Linked DNA regions of Homo sapiens: all the other regions are linked to region 3. The links are chromatin contacts, found by Hi-C or POLR2A ChIA-PET in ENCODE. All regions are on one chromosome and are shown on one strand. Each heading gives the region's core, a stretch centred on a gene start or an enhancer-like site at or near the end of the contact. The rest is flanking DNA. Distances are from core to core; before and after follow the strand shown.

What was found. A loop is a pair of places that touch in the nucleus more often than their neighbours do. ChIA-PET counts read pairs that join two places held with the same protein, here RNA polymerase II (POLR2A). Pooled maps may share reads with other maps.
Region 1: a loop to region 3 is called in a map of B cell, with 9 times the contacts of the local background. The contact joins the promoter of FUZ here to the promoter of PPFIA3 in region 3. A Hi-C loop is called at or near these places in 1 of 168 maps with a recorded cell type or tissue (B cell) and 6 of 50 pooled maps. POLR2A ChIA-PET finds 5 or more read pairs at or near these places in 1 of 52 experiments (A673).
Region 2: a pooled map shows a loop between it and region 3 (7-fold over the local background). The contact joins the promoter of AKT1S1 here to the promoter of PPFIA3 in region 3. A Hi-C loop is called at or near these places in 1 of 37 single-sample maps with no recorded cell type and 13 of 50 pooled maps. POLR2A ChIA-PET finds 5 or more read pairs at or near these places in 3 of 52 experiments (HEK293, PC-9 and RWPE1).
Region 4: a map of CD8-positive, alpha-beta T cell shows a loop between it and region 3 (6-fold over the local background). The contact joins the promoter of PTOV1 here to the promoter of PPFIA3 in region 3. A Hi-C loop is called at or near these places in 1 of 168 maps with a recorded cell type or tissue (CD8-positive, alpha-beta T cell), 1 of 37 single-sample maps with no recorded cell type and 12 of 50 pooled maps. POLR2A ChIA-PET finds 5 or more read pairs at or near these places in 3 of 52 experiments (HEK293, K562 and RWPE1).

What each region holds. Positions count from the first base shown.
Region 1 is chr19:49,812,035-49,816,129 of GRCh38, reverse strand. It overlaps FUZ (fuzzy planar cell polarity protein), which reads left to right and starts at 2,838. Exons shown (of 11, transcript NM_025129.5): 1 at 2,838-3,134; 2 at 3,394-3,515; 3 at 3,795-3,879. The coding sequence starts at 3,024. RefSeq lists enhancers at 2,275-2,324, 2,535-2,774, 2,161-2,967.
Region 2 is chr19:49,876,105-49,880,151 of GRCh38, reverse strand. It overlaps AKT1S1 (AKT1 substrate 1), which reads left to right and starts at 2,797. Exons shown (of 5, transcript NM_001098633.4): 1 at 2,797-2,915. It overlaps TBC1D17 (TBC1 domain family member 17), which reads right to left and starts at 2,450. Exons shown (of 17, transcript NM_024682.3): 1 at 2,408-2,450; 2 at 1,911-2,009; 3 at 1,580-1,654. The coding sequence starts at 2,428. RefSeq lists a silencer at 1,964-2,253 and enhancers at 1,297-2,256, 2,474-2,813, 2,994-3,633, 3,217-4,047.
Region 3 is chr19:49,118,294-49,122,411 of GRCh38, reverse strand. It overlaps PPFIA3 (PPFI scaffold protein A3), which reads right to left and starts at 2,868. Exons shown (of 30, transcript NM_003660.4): 1 at 2,690-2,868. LIN7B (lin-7 cell polarity scaffold B) reads right to left here. Exons shown (of 6, transcript NM_022165.3): 6 at 3,952-4,060. The coding sequence ends at 4,039. It overlaps C19orf73 (chromosome 19 open reading frame 73), which reads left to right and starts at 3,269. Exons shown (of 1, transcript NM_018111.3): 1 at 3,269-4,010. The coding sequence starts at 3,390. The coding sequence ends at 3,779. RefSeq lists enhancers at 1,584-2,084, 3,447-3,958 and a silencer at 3,038-3,257.
Region 4 is chr19:49,848,427-49,852,408 of GRCh38, reverse strand. PTOV1 (PTOV1 extended AT-hook containing adaptor protein) reads right to left here and starts at 1,250. Exons shown (of 12, transcript NM_001394010.1): 1 at 910-1,250. The coding sequence starts at 1,080. PTOV1-AS1 (PTOV1 antisense RNA 1) reads left to right here and starts at 733. Exons shown (of 4, transcript NR_040037.1): 1 at 733-841. RefSeq lists silencers at 1,052-1,341, 1,782-1,861 and enhancers at 1,442-1,551, 3,353-3,432.

The sequences.
Region 1 (4,095 bases), core at 1,589-4,088, 690 kb before region 3:
TGCAATCCCAGCACTTTGGGAGGCCAAGGCGGGCAGATCACGAGGTCAGGAGATCGAGACCATCCTTGCTAACACGGTGAAACCCCGTCTCTACTGAAAATCCAAAAAAAAAAAAAAAAAAATTAGCGGGGCGTGGTGGCGGGCGCCTGTAGTCCCAGCTACTCCGGAGGCTGAGGCAGGAGAATGGCGTGAACCCGGAAGGCGGAGCTTGCAGTGAACAGAGATCGCGCCACTGCACTCCAGCCTGGGGGACGGAGCGAGGCGCTGTCTCAAAAAAAAAAAAGTAATAATAATAATAATAATCACCAATTGAAAAGTACTTACAGAAAGCCTAATGATAAAGGTTTTTACCTTTATCATTTAAAATTATTTTTTATTGGGTTTCTATTTTTCTTTTATCTTTTATTTTTATTTTTATTTTTTTTTATTTTATTATTTTTTTTTTGACAAAATCTCGCTCTGTCGCCCAGACTGGAGTGCAGTGGCGCAGTGTCGGCTCGCTGCAGCCTCTGCCTCCCTGGTTCCACCGATTCTCCTGCCTCTGCCTCCCCAGTAGCTGGGACTACAGGTGTGTGCCACCTCGCAGGCAAATTTTTGTATTTTTGTTAGAGACAGGGTTTTACCATGTTGGCCAGGCTGGTCTCAAACTCCTGACCTCAGGTGATCCACCCGTTTTGGCCTCCTAGAGTGCCCGGATTATAGGCAGTGAGCCTGCGGAAGCCCTTTTTTTTTTGAGACAGTCTCATTTGCTGAAGCTTTTTTTTTTTTTTTTTTTTTGAGATGGAGTTTTGTTCTTGTTGCCCAGGCTGCAGTGCAATGGCACAGTCTCGGCTCACGGCAGCCTCCACCTCCTGGGTTCAAGCGATTATCCTGCCTCAGCCTCCCGAGTAGCTGAGTTTACAGGCATGCGCCACCACGCCCAGCTAATTTTGTATTTTTAGTAGAGCCGGGGTTTCTCCATGTTGGTCAGGCTGGTCTCGAACTCCAGACCTCAGGTGACCCGCCCACCTTGGCCTCCCAAAGTGCTGGGATTACAGGCGTAAGCCGCCGCGCCTGGCCTGCTGAAGCCTTCAAATCCATACAATCATATGATTTTACTCCTGTGTGCTTGGCAGGCATCTTTCCAATTTTATGAACACTTTCTTACATTACTAGTATGCCATTGTTACCTGTAACAAAATTAACTTCTTAGTATCATCCAACAGTAAGTGTGTAATCAAACGTTCCAATTGTCTCAAAATGTGTTTTTACAGTTGGTTTATTTGTATCAGGATCCAAACAAAGACCACACACATATTTAGACATTATGTCTCAAGTTTCTTTTCATCTAGAGCAGCCCCCTCTTTTATGCCTGTGTAACTAACATTTTAATAAAGTTGTAAGGAAGATAAAAGTAATCCAGAGAAAGGAAAAAAAATATCAATAGGCAAGAAGGAAGATTAAAATGGTACCTAGGCCAGGCATGGTGGCTCCTGCCTGTAGTCCCAGCACTTTGAGAGGCTGAGGTGGGTGGATCATTTGAGCCAAAGAGTTTGAGACCAGCTTGGGCAACATGGCGACACCCTGTCTCCACAAAAACTACAAAAATTAGCTGGACGTGGTGGGGGCACACCTGTAATCCCAGCTACTCAGGAGGCTGAGGCAGGAGAATCGCTTGAATCCTGGAGGCGGAGGTTGCAGTTAGCCGAGATGGTTCCACTGCACTCCACCTTGGGCGACAGAACGAGACCCTGTCCCCTCTCCCAAAAAAAAAAAAAAGAGAAAAAGATGTACTTTAGGAAGTAGGAAAATTAAAAATTATGCTAGAAAGATGGGCTGATCTGCAAGAAGGAAGAGGAAGGGAAAAATGAATCATAAATACTTTTGTCATTACAAGTAAATGCTGCCTGTGTAAAATAATAAAAATATTCATAAGGGCATTTTAAAAAGTCAGTAAAATGCTGTCCCAGCACTAGTTGGCTAGTCTGGAGGAGTTCAACAACCTAATGTACATCAATACAGAATTGGTCAAATCAATTTGTCACATCCATAAAATAGATTATAAAAATACATTATTAAGATGAAATAGACATACTTTTTCATGGCAAAAAAGAAAGTGTGGAAATGTTAGTATATTGATCATCTTTGTGAAAACGTATGAATAGTCTACGTTAAACTGTATTTTAGGAAAAAAATTGGGGAAGGGATTTTTCACATTTTACATGGTATGCTATCATGTATAAATTCATTACAGAAATGATATTATTTTTATTATTCTGGAAAATAAAGGATTTCCTTGTTTTCTTTTTTCTAATAACAAAAACAACCTTTTTTTTAGTGGTTACTAGGCAACGATCGCTGGACTCAACCACCCTCGAAGGTTGTAGGGGAGATGGTGTTTTTCTCGATTTCGCCCCAAGGAGGGTGCTCGGACTTCGACGTGCCGCCATCTTTGAGCAGGGCACAGCTGTTTACAGCCTTGGAATGGATATCAGGCTGAATGGTGGTTGCTTGGCAACGCCCCGCCACGGTCGCCATCTTTGAGTAGGGCACATTGTTTACTACTATATACTGGAAACCTACAGGGAATGTGGTTGCTAGGCAATGCTTTGGGACCATCGCAATCTTTGATCCGGGCACAGCTGTTTTTTCCGTTTAGAATGTAAATCATCAAAGCCTACAGGATGGTGGCTAGGCAACGCCTTGGCGCAGTCATCATCTTCAATCCGGCTTCTTGGTTCTCTTTACCTCCTCGGAGAAACTAGAAAGCTTTGCAAATTCAATTTGCCGCCATCTTTGTTAGGGGTACCGTGACTTCCGGCTAGGGCGGAAGAGAACCTAATGGGTTTGGGGGAGGTGCCTGAATAGGGTTTGAGGGTCTGTTTGAGTTGGGTGAAGAAGGCGGGAAGTTAATCCTCTTCCAATCAGCTCCCCATCTCGCCCTCTGGCGGCTCCGGACCACAGGCCGAGTTACTCTGATTACCGCCATGCTCCAAGACCCGCACTGACAGTCCCCACGTGAGGGACCGCGGTGGGAGTCCTAAATGGGGGAGGAGGGGACGGGCGGCACTGTGCATCTGCTGTGCCTCGCGGCCTCCAGCGGGGTCCCCCTATTCTGCAGGAGCAGTCGCGGCGGCGCCCCCGCCCGTCAGCAGGTGGGGCCTTGGACGCCTGTATCTAAACCGAAGGGGGTTCGGTGTTTTGACTCTGGGTCTTCAAGGCAGTAGGGGCTGGGGAAGTTTCAGTGTTGAATTTGTAGGACCGAGGAGGCAATGGACCAATAAGCCTGGTTCCCCAAAGAGGCACTGCCAGGTCATATGGAAAGAGGATGGGGCTGGGAGCTGGCACACTTGGGTCCTAAGGGGGAAGGGGATGGGGGGGTGCTCTTGTCTGATGTCCCTAACCCCTCCTTAGCTCCCGTTCTCTGTCATCGGTTCCCTCAATGGAGTCCACATGTTTGGGCAGAATCTGGAGGTGCAGCTGAGCTCTGCGAGGACCGAGAACACGACTGTGGTGTGGAAAAGCTTCCATGACAGGTCCCCAGGAGGGAACGTGGGACAGGGACAGGGCCTGGGTGATAGTCCCTGTTGAAGATGACCCCGGAGGCCTTCCAGCTCTCTAAAAGCAGCTGTTAATTTGGCTATGGGATCTTTAGCAAGCCAGTTACCCTCTTTGATCCCTGATGTTCTCTATAAGAAAGGCAGGTTGGTCTGAGAGAGGATGTATCTGGTGTTCTAGGATCAATGGGCGGACTCCAACATACCCCTTCCTGATTCCCCAGGCCTTGACTCATTCTTCTCACTTCCATTCCACAGCATCACCCTCATTGTTCTGTCATCTGAGGTGGGCATCTCTGAGCTGAGGCTGGAGAGACTACTCCAAATGGTGTTTGGAGCCATGGTGAGACTCACCAGTCCTCTTTTCTCCCCAGACCAGGAATCTGAGATCTCAGCATCCTTTTCCCTCAGACCTAGGAGTGCAGACCACCAACACTTCCTTCCTCAGAACCCAGGAATCTTTTGTTTGTTTGTTTGTTTTGTTTTGAGACGGAGTCTCGCTCTGTTGCCCAGGCTGGAGTGCAGTGGCTTGATCTCGGCTCACTGCAACCTCTGCCTC
Region 2 (4,047 bases), core at 1,548-4,047, 760 kb before region 3:
GTGCGGTGGCTCACGCCTGTAATCCCAGCACTTTGGGAGGCTGAGGCGGGCGGATCACCTGAGGTCGGGAGTTCGAGACCAGCCTGACCAATATGGAGAAACCTCGTTTCTACTAAAAAAATACAAAAAAATTAGCCAGGCATGGTGGCGCATGCCTGTAATCCCAGCTACTCGGGAGGGTGAGAAAGGAAAATCGCTTGAACCTGGGAGGCGGAGGTTGCAGTGAGCTGAGATGGCGCCATTGCACTCCAGCCTGGGCAACAAGAGCAAATTCTGTCTCATTAAAAAAAAAAAAAAAAAAAGAAAAAAGAAAGTACAGCACTTGCTCAGGGTCACCCAATGCAGCCAGAGAGCGAGCCAGGACTTGACCCCATGTCTCCCACTGCATGGGGAGGTCCATGCTACACAGCAGGTGGCTCTGCAGTCAGGCTGCGGAGTGCTCAATGGACACTGTTGTACTCACCAGGTAAATACAAACCAAAACCACAATAAGATACCACTTTGCACTCTTTTGAGACAGTGAGACTGTCAAAAAAAAAAAAAAAAAACAATAACAACAACAAAAAAAACACACTACATTTCCCAGGTTTCTTTGCAGCTGGAATCCAGGACACAGGACAAATTCTACCAACCAGATGCAGGCCAACCTGGAAAGCGGAAGTGATGTAACGCAACTTCCTGGTGCCTTGGCTGTGTTTGGCTGTGGAGCAAGGTGGAGAGTCATCTTCATCTTCATCTTCATCCTCCTGCCCTGGGGCAGCGCAGGTGGTCAGCTCAGCCTTCCAGTGTCTCGTCACTAGCTCTGTGGGTGCCGACTGACTTCCGGCCCCTGGGTGGAACTCATCAGCTCCAATGGAGGTCTCATTCCCCACTAAAGAACCCCCCTACAGAGGCATCCAACTTCTCCGTGTGCCTTGAAGGTTGTTCTGCTGTCCCTGAAATACCTTCTTGTCCTTTCATATCCTGGGAGTCCCAGCTCAAATGTCTGCTCTCCCAGGAAGCGTTGGGGATCTGGAATCAGACTGTCTGGGTGCAAAAAGTTCCAACACTTCCTAGCGTTTTCGACCTCATCTATCAGTTTCTCAAAAAGTGAGTAAGGGTCAGGGCTTAGGTGGGTCTGGATCTGACTTATCTCTGGGTCTCAGAATTGCCCAGGACGGGGTCCAGCCATGGGAAGTCCCAGGAGACATAACGAAGGGAAAGCCGGGAGCAGTGACGAAGTGGGTGAGTAGGCTGTCAGGCCCTGTCCTCTGGCACCAGAGGAAATGCCATTTCCCTTCAAGCAACTCGAATCCACATCTTGCACCCTGGCAGGGATCTCCCAAGAAGCAAAGGGAGAGAGGGGTCAGCCGTCCCCACGACCGTGCGTCTTATGCTCCCTGCTCTTTTTCCTTGAATGGGCATCCTCTGCCCATTTCACAGAGAGGAGCAAAAGGAGAGGCAGAGTACCCAAGCCTAAACAGGGTCACACATGCCCCACGAGTAGGTCTGGGATTGTACGCAGGTCCCTCAAATGACTTACAACAGCACGGACCTAGAAAAAAAGCGAGTGGAGAAGGGCAAAGCGGGTGGAGCCTACCTTCTTGGAGAAGAGGATTTGGGTGGAATCTCCAGCCTCCTCTACAGGAGCCCAGTGCAGGAGGACGTCATTGTCCTAGGGTAAGGAGGGAGGCGGGGTTAGAGGCGCTCCCCAAACCACATTCCCAAAACTTTCCGTTGCAAATTTCCAAACTTTCCCAGTTTCTACCCTCAGCCTTTCAAAGTCCCGCCCCTCATTCCAGTTCCCACACCCAGCCTTCTTCAGGTCCCACTGCTGACCGCCAGACCAAACTCCTACAGCTGCCGCCTGCATCCCAGACCGCCTGCATCCCGCTCGGAGCGGGTCCGAGCCCTGCTCCCTCCCAGCGCACCTTTTCCACGACACGGATGACACCAGCGATGAGAGAGTCTCGGTCCTGATACTTCTTAGCGCTGGTGTGCAGGTACACTCCGCCCTTCTCAAACACCACCTGAGTTGGGGGGAACCAGCGAGGGCTGGGGCCCAAGCGAGGGGACCAGCCTGGGGAGCCAATAGGGACGGGCCCAGGGAGGAGCCACCCTCAGGGGGCGGGGCCGGGAGGGCCATTGCCCCGGGACCAAGGCGGGGAGAATGGTCCAGCCCGCGTTCGGATGCTGACGTGCGTTCCACAGGGGGCAGGGCTCAAGGAGTCGCCTGAGCCGGGGGGGCGGGGCCATGGGAGGTTCTTCCCTGGGGCGGTGGACGGGAGGGTGACGGCGCGTTTATAAGAGATCGGTGTTTGCCAAGGCCGTGCCGGATTCTCGAGAGCCAAGGCCTGAGAGAAGAGCTGATCACTAGACGGGGCGTTTCGCATACACTGAAGCGAGGGAATGCGTCCTCAGTGCTTACCCTGTAGCCGGCTCCTTCCATAGTCGCCGCCGAAGGCCCCACTGCCCCGCCTCCTCCTTTTCCTAGTCAGCGTGTTGTCACTTCCGGAGAAAACAGTTCCCCTCCGGGCCGGACAGTGGTAGCGGCCCGACCCGTTCTAGAGAAGGAGCGGGTGAAACCATTTTTCAGAAGGGGGTTATTCCACTGGAACCTCGAGGGTGGATCGGAGTCACGTGGCGCAGACGCTGAAGGTGGATCCGGCTACGGAGAGTGCGCAGGCGCAGTGTTCGCCCTCTCGCCACGAAGTAAACAAGTGGGAGGGTCTGAGAGCTGCACCACCTGGGGCAAGCACGCCTTGAAACGCCCACTTCCTTCTCCATATTGTATACTGGAATTGAAGCCAAGGAGGTACCATTTTGCTCGAGGGCATGGCCTAAGCCGGTCAGCTAAGGCCATGTTAATACGGGGCTGTCCCATCTCTCTGCGGGGCGCGACAGCTGGAAGAGCCGAACGGATAAGAGAAGAGGAGGTGAGAGGAGCTGTACACCACAAGAGGCACTGAGGGACTCAGGATAACGGGATGAAGCCGTCAGTGCCCCCAGAAACGAAGCGGCCCCGGACGAATTTCTGAGTCACCGTCGCGAGAAAGCGGGCTGAGCCGCCATTTTGAAGCCTGGCAAACCGAAGCAAGAAATGCTGCCGTGTTGGATCTTTGCCAGCCTTCGTGCCGAATGGGAGCAGGTTGGAGGGAGGGAGAGCCAATATACACTATGGGCTGATTAAGCCCGGTTGGCTGCCATGTTGTTAACGAGCACCGATTTCCTCTACTTTTGTCGAAGAAGTTTATTGTGGGTCAGGGACGTCAGGTCGCTTGCCTTCGTTTACTGTGGTCATGATTGAGCATATGAGGACGGCCATTATTGTTGGGGGCAAATGGAAATGCTCTAGGCGGGGCCATTTTTCTTAGGGGCAAGCTGTCGTCACCCTTGTCAACTGGTTCGGATGAAGCCCCTGTGGCCGCCATCTTGATCTCGGGCGGCCCCGATAAGGGAGGCGGAGTGTGCGGAGAGGAGGCGGGGCAACTGCGCGGACGTGACGCAAGGCGCCGCCATGTCTTTTGAGGGCGGTGACGGCGCCGGGCCGGCCATGCTGGCTACGGGCACGTGAGTGGAGGCGGCGTTGTTAACCGCGGTGTGGGGAGGATTTGGCCGTCCTGAGGCAGCGGGGCGCTGGGAGGGCGAGCGGCTCACGGGAGGGGTATGGCCTGCACAGATCAGAGGGCAGAGGTCTGCCAGCGATCCTTTGCTGAGCGCTGGAAGGGGGTCGCCCGTGGGAATCGTCCTGTCAGACCTGAGGCAAATCGTAGACAGTCTCACCTTGCGGTTCCAGAGCGCCTGGGATCTCTACCTGGGCCGTGGACCACGTCCACGGGGTCGGGGGATGGTTTGGGGGGCCTCGGGGCGCCCCTCACCCGTCCAAAGGCGGGACTTCCGGTCCTGGCCTCCGTCTGGGCGGGATTTCCTGTTTTCTTCCTAGACCAGTGGGTCCTCCCTGGACCCCGGGCGAGGTTGGGAGGTCTCGGGGCAGCTGAGCGTGGCCCCAGGCGCTCACCCCATGGCTACCGCGTTCATGCTCAGGTTCCTCACATCTTGGGGTGTGGG
Region 3 (4,118 bases), core at 1,619-4,118:
GGTCTTATCTAAATATATGAAAAAAACAAAGGCTGTGCACAGTGGCTCACGCCTATAATCCCAGCACTTTGGGAGGCCGAGGCAGGTGATCACCTGAGGTCGGGAACTCGAGACTAGTCTGACCAACATGGAGAAACCCCCATCTCTACTAAAAATACAAAAAATTAGCCGGGCATGGTGGTAGGCGCCTGTAATCCCAGCTACTCAGGAGGCTGAGGCAGGAGAATCGCTTGAACGCGGGAGGCAGAGGTTGTGGTGAGCCAAGATCGCAGCATTGCACTCCAGCCTGAGCAACAAGAGTGAAACTCCGTCTCAAAAAAAAAAAAAAAAAAATTGGCATCTGGCCTAGAACTCAGACCATGCCTGGAATGAAAATGGAACACAGAACAGACATCAGCTGGGAGTGTTCTGGTGTTTAGAAGGAATCTAGAACATGGAGCAATGCAAGAGCACATGTGCGACAAGAAATGTGGCCCGGCCAGGCGCGATGGCCATGCCTGTAATCCCAGCACTTTTGGGAGCCAACAGAGAAGGATCCCTTGAGCCTAGGAGTTTCAGACCAGTCTGGGCAACATGGCGAAACCCCCATCTCTACAAAAAATAAATAAATAAATAAATAAATAAAATTTTTTTTTGAGACAGAGTTTCGCTCTTGTCGTTCAGGCTGGAGTGCAGTGGCACGATCTCAGCTCAATGCAACCTCCGCCTCCGGGGTTCAAACGACTCTCCTGCCTCAGCCTCCTGAGTAGCTGGGATTACAGGCATGTGCCACCACGCCTGGCTAATTTTGTATTTTTAGTAGAGACAGGGTTTCTCCATGTTGGCCAGGCTGGTCTCAAAATCCTGACCTCAGGTGATCCGCCCGCTTCAGCCTCCCAAAGTGCTGGGATTACCGGCATGAGCCACCGCGCCTGGCCAAAAAAATTTTTTTTTAATTAGCCAGGCCTGGTGGTGAGTGCTTGTGGTCCCAGCTACTCAGGCGGCTAAGGTGGGAAGATGACCTGAGCCTAGGAGGTGGAGGCTGCAGTGAGCTGTGATTGTGCCAGTGCACTCCAGCCTGGGCAACAGAGACCTTGTCTCAAAATAAATAAATAAATAAATAGAAAGAAAGAAATTTGTATGGCAGCAGGTAGCTTCTAGATCTCCTTATGAGCCCAGGCCACAGAATACATCTGGAGGAGGTGATGTGTGTTCGGCTCATTGGCCTGGGAGAGTGTACTTGGAGAAGGGGAACTCATCTGAGCCTCAGGGGGCAATGGAGTGCTAGAAACATCTCAACAAGCTGCATCTTAGGGGAAAGAGTAGAGAGTCCTGAAGCCCGCCACCTGGGGTGACATGAGGATGAGACAGGGGTTTGGTAGGGCCACAGGAGATGTGAAGTTGATGGGGCAGAGTGATGAGGCTGTGAAGACCTGGTTCCTAAAAGTGAGACCTGAGAAACTAGATACCTGCTGGGGAGGGCAGTGGACAGAGCTGGGAGCCTGGACTCCTGAATCCTTGTGGAGGTAAATGATGGGGGATTGGAAGGTGAGAGCCTGAGGTCTTGTTTGGAGAGAGGGTTGAGGCAGACAGCCTCAGTAAAAGCTGGTGGGCAGTACGGAAGCTGGGGTCTGAACTCCTGGGTCCCTGAGGGGATAGGAGACTGGGACCAAGACATTTAGGTCCCCAAGTGGGAGTGTGAACAGAAGTCAGAGAACTGCATTGAGAATCACATTCCGGGTCCCCCAAAGGAAAGGAGTCATGGCGCCTGAGTCCCTCGGGGAGCAGATGCTGGGTGCCAGGAGGCTAAGTCTGTGTGTCTGCAGGGCACAGCGGGGTTCTAAGCAGAGCAAACGCTGGGGAACAGGATTCCTAGGTGCTGACGGGGTGAGGGCTACCACCTGGGGCCAGCAGAGGTGTAGACACGGACAGGCTTCCCGAACGGGGTGGGAGCTGCATCCCCGGGTGCCATGGTCCCCACGGCGACCAGAATAGGAAAATTCAGAAGCCCTGGATCCTCAGGGAGCAGCTGGAGTCCCAGGAACCTGGGGTGCCGAGGACGGGGCCACGAGCCTGGCCGGCAGAACCCAGAGGCTGGGGCGCCCTGGTCGGGGAGGGCCCGGGTATTCCCGGGTCAAAGGCGCGGCGGGGGGATCCCCGCGCCGCCTGCGCCCCCTCCCTGGTGGCGGCGGCAGGAGGTGGGGGGAGGCGAGGCTGCCGAGCGCGCTGACCATGGACAGCTCCAGAGCGGGCCTGTGTCCAGGGCGGCCGCCGAGCCTGCCTGGACCGTGGGACGCAGCCGGCTGTGCAAGCCCGAGGCTGGCGACGGGAGACGGAGTGCGCGAAGCGGGGACGATGCGGACGCGTCTGGGGAGTCTGGCACCGCCGCGGCGGGTGTCTGGAGCTCCCAGGACAGGGTCAGGAAGGGGGATCTAGGCTCTAGGAGGGGTCCCGGGGCCGGACCGGGAAATCCAAGCTCCTGGGCCCTGGAGGAGGCGCGAGGCGGCGGTGCGCCCGGGATTCTAGGGTTCGGTCGGGGACTCTGGGCGCCGGGAGGGGCACGCCTGAGTCCCCGGGGTTGGGGTGTGAAATCTGGGCTCGGGGGTCCCCTGGGATGAGGAAGGGAATCCGGGATCTCGGGGAGGCGGGGGAGGCTCGCCAAGGGGTCCCCAGGGTGGGCGCTGCCAGGAGGGCCGGGCCGGGCTCTTACCTGCCTGGTCCGCGGCGGCTGCGGGCGGAGCTGGGCTGCAGGAGGGACGTGGGGTGGAGTGGGGGGGCCGGGCGGGGCCCCTGGCAGCGGCCGGGGCCCGGCTCTGTCGCTTCGGAGCCCTGGAGCCCTGTCTCCGACGCTCGCGCGGGCTCCGCGTCTCTGGCTCCGGCTTGGGCGCTGGGGACCCCCCTCCCCCTCACGCTCTCACTGCCTTCTACCCCCAAAATAGCCCCCTGCCCCTGTCACCGATCAGCCTCCCCCCGCGAGGCCGCAGCCGCCAGATCCAGGGGTGCCCACCAGCGCCCCCCAAATCCCACCTTCCCCCCAAAAAAATTCCTCCTCCCTCCCCCTCCCCCCCCACGGCTCCCGGGCGGTCGTGGCCCCTTTAACAGGAGACTGACAGACGGCGAAGAGCGGCCAATGGGAGAGAGCGTCGGCGCCGGCCGGCGACTAGACCCCGCCTCCACACCGGCCGGGAGGGGTCGCGCGGGCGGAGAGCGAGAGGCGGGGCATAAGGCGCGTCGACCAATAGGCACGCGGCGTGAGGCGGCTGGGGCGGGAGGCGGAGCCCGGCAGGGGGATGATGTCACCTGGAGCGAGTAGCGCGCGGCGTGGAACGCGAGTCGCGACCCCGGCTCCCGGCAGTGGCGCGCACTAGCCCTCGCGCCGCACGGGACACGAGGGCTGGGCGGGCAGCGGGATGAGGCTAAAGGTTGGATTTCAAGGCGGGGGCTGCTTCCGGAAAGACGCGCTGTGTTTGGAAGGTGGAGTGAGCGCCCGGTGGGCGAGGGCACCTCATTCTGCACCCCTGCGCCCGCCTCGGGAACTGCACGCGGCACCCCCACCCGCGACTCCCACGCAGACAGTAGTGCGGCCTGCAGGGTTCCCCCGGCGGACGAGGCTAATGGTTCGCTCCGCCCCGCCCACACAGAGGCCGCCCACTGGCTCCGGCTGCGTTTCAGGACTCTGGAGGAAGGGACTTGGCCTTCGCCCTCAGACGCTCTTAAGGGTAGGCAGCGTTGTCCTCAGTTCTGCCCCAGCACTCAGACCCAGACTGGGTCCCTGCCTCCGCCCTCCGCCCTCGGACTAGTCTCTTGGAAGCCGGCCTGTCTCCGCCTTCAGACCTAGGGAGAGGTCTTAACCTCTGTTCTCAGACTCTGGAAAAGGCTTCTCAACGGCTTGGCCTGACCTCAGCTCCTCGCATTCCCTCCACATCTCAAGACACCAACCCAGGGATGCAGGACAGACACACAGACACTCAGTGAGGGTCAAATATCTTTAAATAAAGTGCCAGGAACAATAAATACTGTACAGGAAGAGAGTGCACGTGAACGTCCAGATCTGTGGTTTCAACCTCGAGACTCCAAGGACCTGCAAGGGGGGTGGACAAGGGACCCGGGATCAGGGAGGCTCCGGGTAGACAAGAGGG
Region 4 (3,982 bases), core at 1-2,500, 730 kb before region 3:
AACTAGATGCGAATGCTGCAGGAAGGGGCGAAGGCAGTGGAGTGAAGGGGTACGTTTAAGTTGTGGGAGGTGATCTAAGTCTCGGTATCCATGTTTATGACCCCAGGAAGCCTGTTTAAGGTTTCAGTAGGGCTGCCACAGCTCTGTGCCATCCACACCGCTGAGGCAGTGTATTTAAGAAGCGGACCCGAGCGCGAACCCAGGGGAAATCTCACATCGGGGCAAGCGTGTGCACGGTGCAAAGTCGCGATGTGCGGTTTTACAGCCCCAGGTAAACCTTACGGTTTCTGAAAAGCATGTGCATCTTTTGGGTCCGGAGAAGCGTGTGCAGCCCAAAGTACCTGCGAAGCTGAATGTTTACGTTTAAGGTCTGGGCTCACGGCAGTCCATCAAAGCATCCCACATGTGGGCGCGGGCGCGTATTCTAGGTGCGCACTCCACGGGCACGGAGCGGCCGCCAGGGGAGAACGCCCACGGGTGCGACATCTGGGGGCGCTGGTACAAAGCGCGGGCCCCTCCCTCGCCGCTGTCCCCCAAAACCGCCCCCATTTCCAGGTTTCCTGCCCGGAGAGCGAGCAACTCTCCAATAGGAAAAACAAGCGAGCGTGCCGGCTGCCTGTCTGCCGCCCCCAGCCCGCGTTTAAATCGGGCCGCGGAGTCAGCAGTAATATGAGCCCGCCCCGCCCCCGTCCCCCAACCCCCCACCCCGGCCCGAACGCGCAACAAAGGGGAGAGCGCGGCGCGAACCACCGGGTGCTCCACGGGGGAACCCGGCCCCGGGCGGGACCACCCTTCGGGCCACAGGGGACACCCCGGAGCGGCGGGGGCTGCGGACAAAGGCGTGAGCCCGGGATAGGGGCTGGGGGGGCGGGGCCGTGGAAGGCTCTGGAAAAAGGGCGGGGGGCTCACCATGGGAGGGGCCGAGCGGGCCCGGATCCGCGGAGGCTGCGGGCCTCGGGGGCTGGCAGGCCAGGAGCGCGAGCGGACGGCGCGCACCACGAGGGGCCGCGGAGGGCGGCCGCGACCCCCGAGGGGGCCCCCGGCGCCGGAGCGGTACGGGGCACGGCGCGGACGGACCATGGCGGGCGCGGGCCGAGCGGGCGGGGAGCTGCCGCGGGCCACAAGGGGGGCTGCGGGCTCCACCGACTGAGGGGCGCGGGCGCGGGCGCGCGGCTTCGGGGGAGACGGGCTGAGCCGTACCAAGCTCGGGGGACGCGCCGCCGGAGTGGGGTCGCCGCGGCCGAACCACTGAGGCGAGCGGGGGAGCCCGGCGCGTACCAAGCGCGTCCGAGGGGGCGTGGCCGGAGCGTACCAAGGCGGCGCGGGGGAGCGGGGCCCGGGCGGGAGCGGAGTGTGGGCTCGGCGGTCCTGCGGGCCTCTCCGGCGCGGGGGAGTCCTGGGAAGACGCGCGAGCCACAACTTCAGGGGGCGTGGCGGGAACGGGAGCCCCTACCGAATGGGGTGGCAGAAGAACGAAGGCGACACCAAGCTGGCCCCTTGCGGGGGTCGGGACGGCGGGAGACCTCATCCGGAGCCCTGGGCCCGCAGAGCCAGGAGACCGCGCCAAAATACATCAGGGAAGAGGGGAGGACGGAATAATGGGCCTGGGGACAAAGGAACCCACTGAAAGGGAACCCACTGAGGGTACGGATTGCACCCGAGCCTGAGACAGCTGAAGGTTTGCAGTCGGTGACGTGGCGAGGTGGGCAAGGGACTCCAACTCCCAGCGGGCCCCGCGCGGCCTGGGCGGGGCCAGCTGTCCCTGGAGGCTCCGCCCATTAGCCCCGGCGCCCAGGCTCCGCCCGCCGTCCCTGGCGACTCCAAGCTTCTCGCCACTCACGTCGCTCCCCGGCCTTCCGTGGATTCGCTCATTCGCTCTGCTAAAATGGAATGACTACTTACTAGTAGTTGTATAAGATTTTTCCCTCGATTTTTGTTCCTTAAACGTGGGTAATACCTAACCCTAGAGTGGTTATGGGGATCGAGCCCGAGGGGCTGTGCTTGACTGCTTGGCGCAGTCACTACTCAAATGTTAGCTTTTCTTTAAAAACAACAACAAAAATCTGTTATGAGTACCCTGTCCAGTTCTGTGCTCGGCGACGACCGAATCAGACCACGTCCCTCACAGGCCCCACGGTCCACTGGGGAGAGACATAATCACAGGCTGTGCTAAGTGTTAACTAGCGCACATCCACAGGGCGATGGGATATGACCATAGCGAGGTAAAGTTAGCAAGCAAGGGAAGTCAAGAAAACGACCTGTGAGCAACCTGCCATTCCAGATGGCTGGAAAAGTGTGCAAAGAGGACAGAACAGCAAAGACAAATCCTGAAAGTAGAAGGAATAAAAGGGAGCCAGTGTGGGCGGAGTCGAGTGAAGGTAGAGAGGAGAAATAGACACAGCTGTAGGAGGTTAGAGACGGAGTCCCTACTTCTGTTTCGGATGTTGACTAAACAATGTAGATAGATATTGATGTCATAGCCTGGAGAGAGAAATTCGGGAGTCATCAGTGTTTGAATGGAGACTGGATGAGCTCACAAAGAGACTGGGACACTCATCCCTTTAGCAGTCACGACAATGAGAAGCAACCAGCAAAGGACACGGAGGAGTGGCCAGTGAAATGGCAGAAGAACCCGTAGGCCTGTCCATGTTTTCCTGCCCAGGGGCTCCCGAGGGCTGACTGGAGCCCAGCCTTAAACCCCAAATCCAACCTGCATTGTGGCCAAACGGAGTCAGTGCTCCCTGAACACAAACTGCAAGTTAGTTATCAACAGGTACCTCCAATGCCCTGTCAATCACCCATGTGAGGACAACCTGGCAGCAGGAAGGAGAAAAAACAGGAGCTGCTTTAATCTCCCGGAATCCTCACTTCTCCCCATTCTTGTTGGTCCAAACCATCAAGATCTCTTGCCTGGGTGACGTCTCCTAACTCTTGCTGCCTTCTCTGTCACTACAATAATCAAAACCATCCAATGGCTTCCCAGTGCCTTTAGAATTAAATCCAAACTTGGTACTGTGGCCCCTGCTGCCGCCCCCCAAAAAATCTCTCTCCCATCCTTCCTGTTCTCTACCTGTTAATGCCTTCCCATCCCTCAGAACCCATCAGGACACACGTGAGTTTGAATGCCCTGAATTGTATAAGCATGGAGAGCGGTATACCAGGGTGTACTCCAGAGTGAGCAAAATGGGAACTCATGTCAGAAAGTGAAATGAAAATGTAGGCTGAAATTCTATCAGTAATACTGCAACAAAACTCTCTGAAACCATCTCACTTAACTCGGTCCACCAACTTGAAAGACACTTTCCTTTTCATCTGTGAAGCCCACTGCTGGGGCTAGCAGGCTACTATTATGACTAAGCAATTCCACTTCCATCTCTCAAGCTGTTTACTTCCTGAAAGGTAGCTGTTTGATCCAAACCTGTTTATGCCAGAAGTTCTTGTTTAATTTACTATCAAACTAATGAAATTAATGCAAGACAGTTGTTTATACACAAACCAGATTGCTTGCTTTGGAAAGACTAAAAGGGAGTTGTTAAAAGAAAAACATGCCAGGCGTGGTGGCTCACACCTGTAATTCTGCACTTTGGGAAGCCGAGGTGGGCAGATCACTTCAGGTCAGGAGTTCAAGACCAGTCTGGCCAACATGGTGAAACACCGTCTCCACTAAAAATACAAAAGTTAACCGGGCATGGTGGTGTATGCCTGTAGTCCCAGCTACTCTGGAGGCTAAGGCAGGAGAATCGATTGAACCCAGGGGGTGGAGGTTGCAGTGAGCTGAGATCTCACCACTGCAACTCCAGCCTGAGCAACAAAGCAAGACTCCATCTCTTAAAAAAAAAAAAATGCTGCCAAGTTAGGTACAAGTAAAGCAACTGTAAATTATTTAATGAAAAAGCTTATAAAAACCTAGGAAGACTCAGCCCCCAGTTTGTTTCATAAATGTCTTTAGGTTCTCAAGCCACTTAAAAAAATGACTCATTGT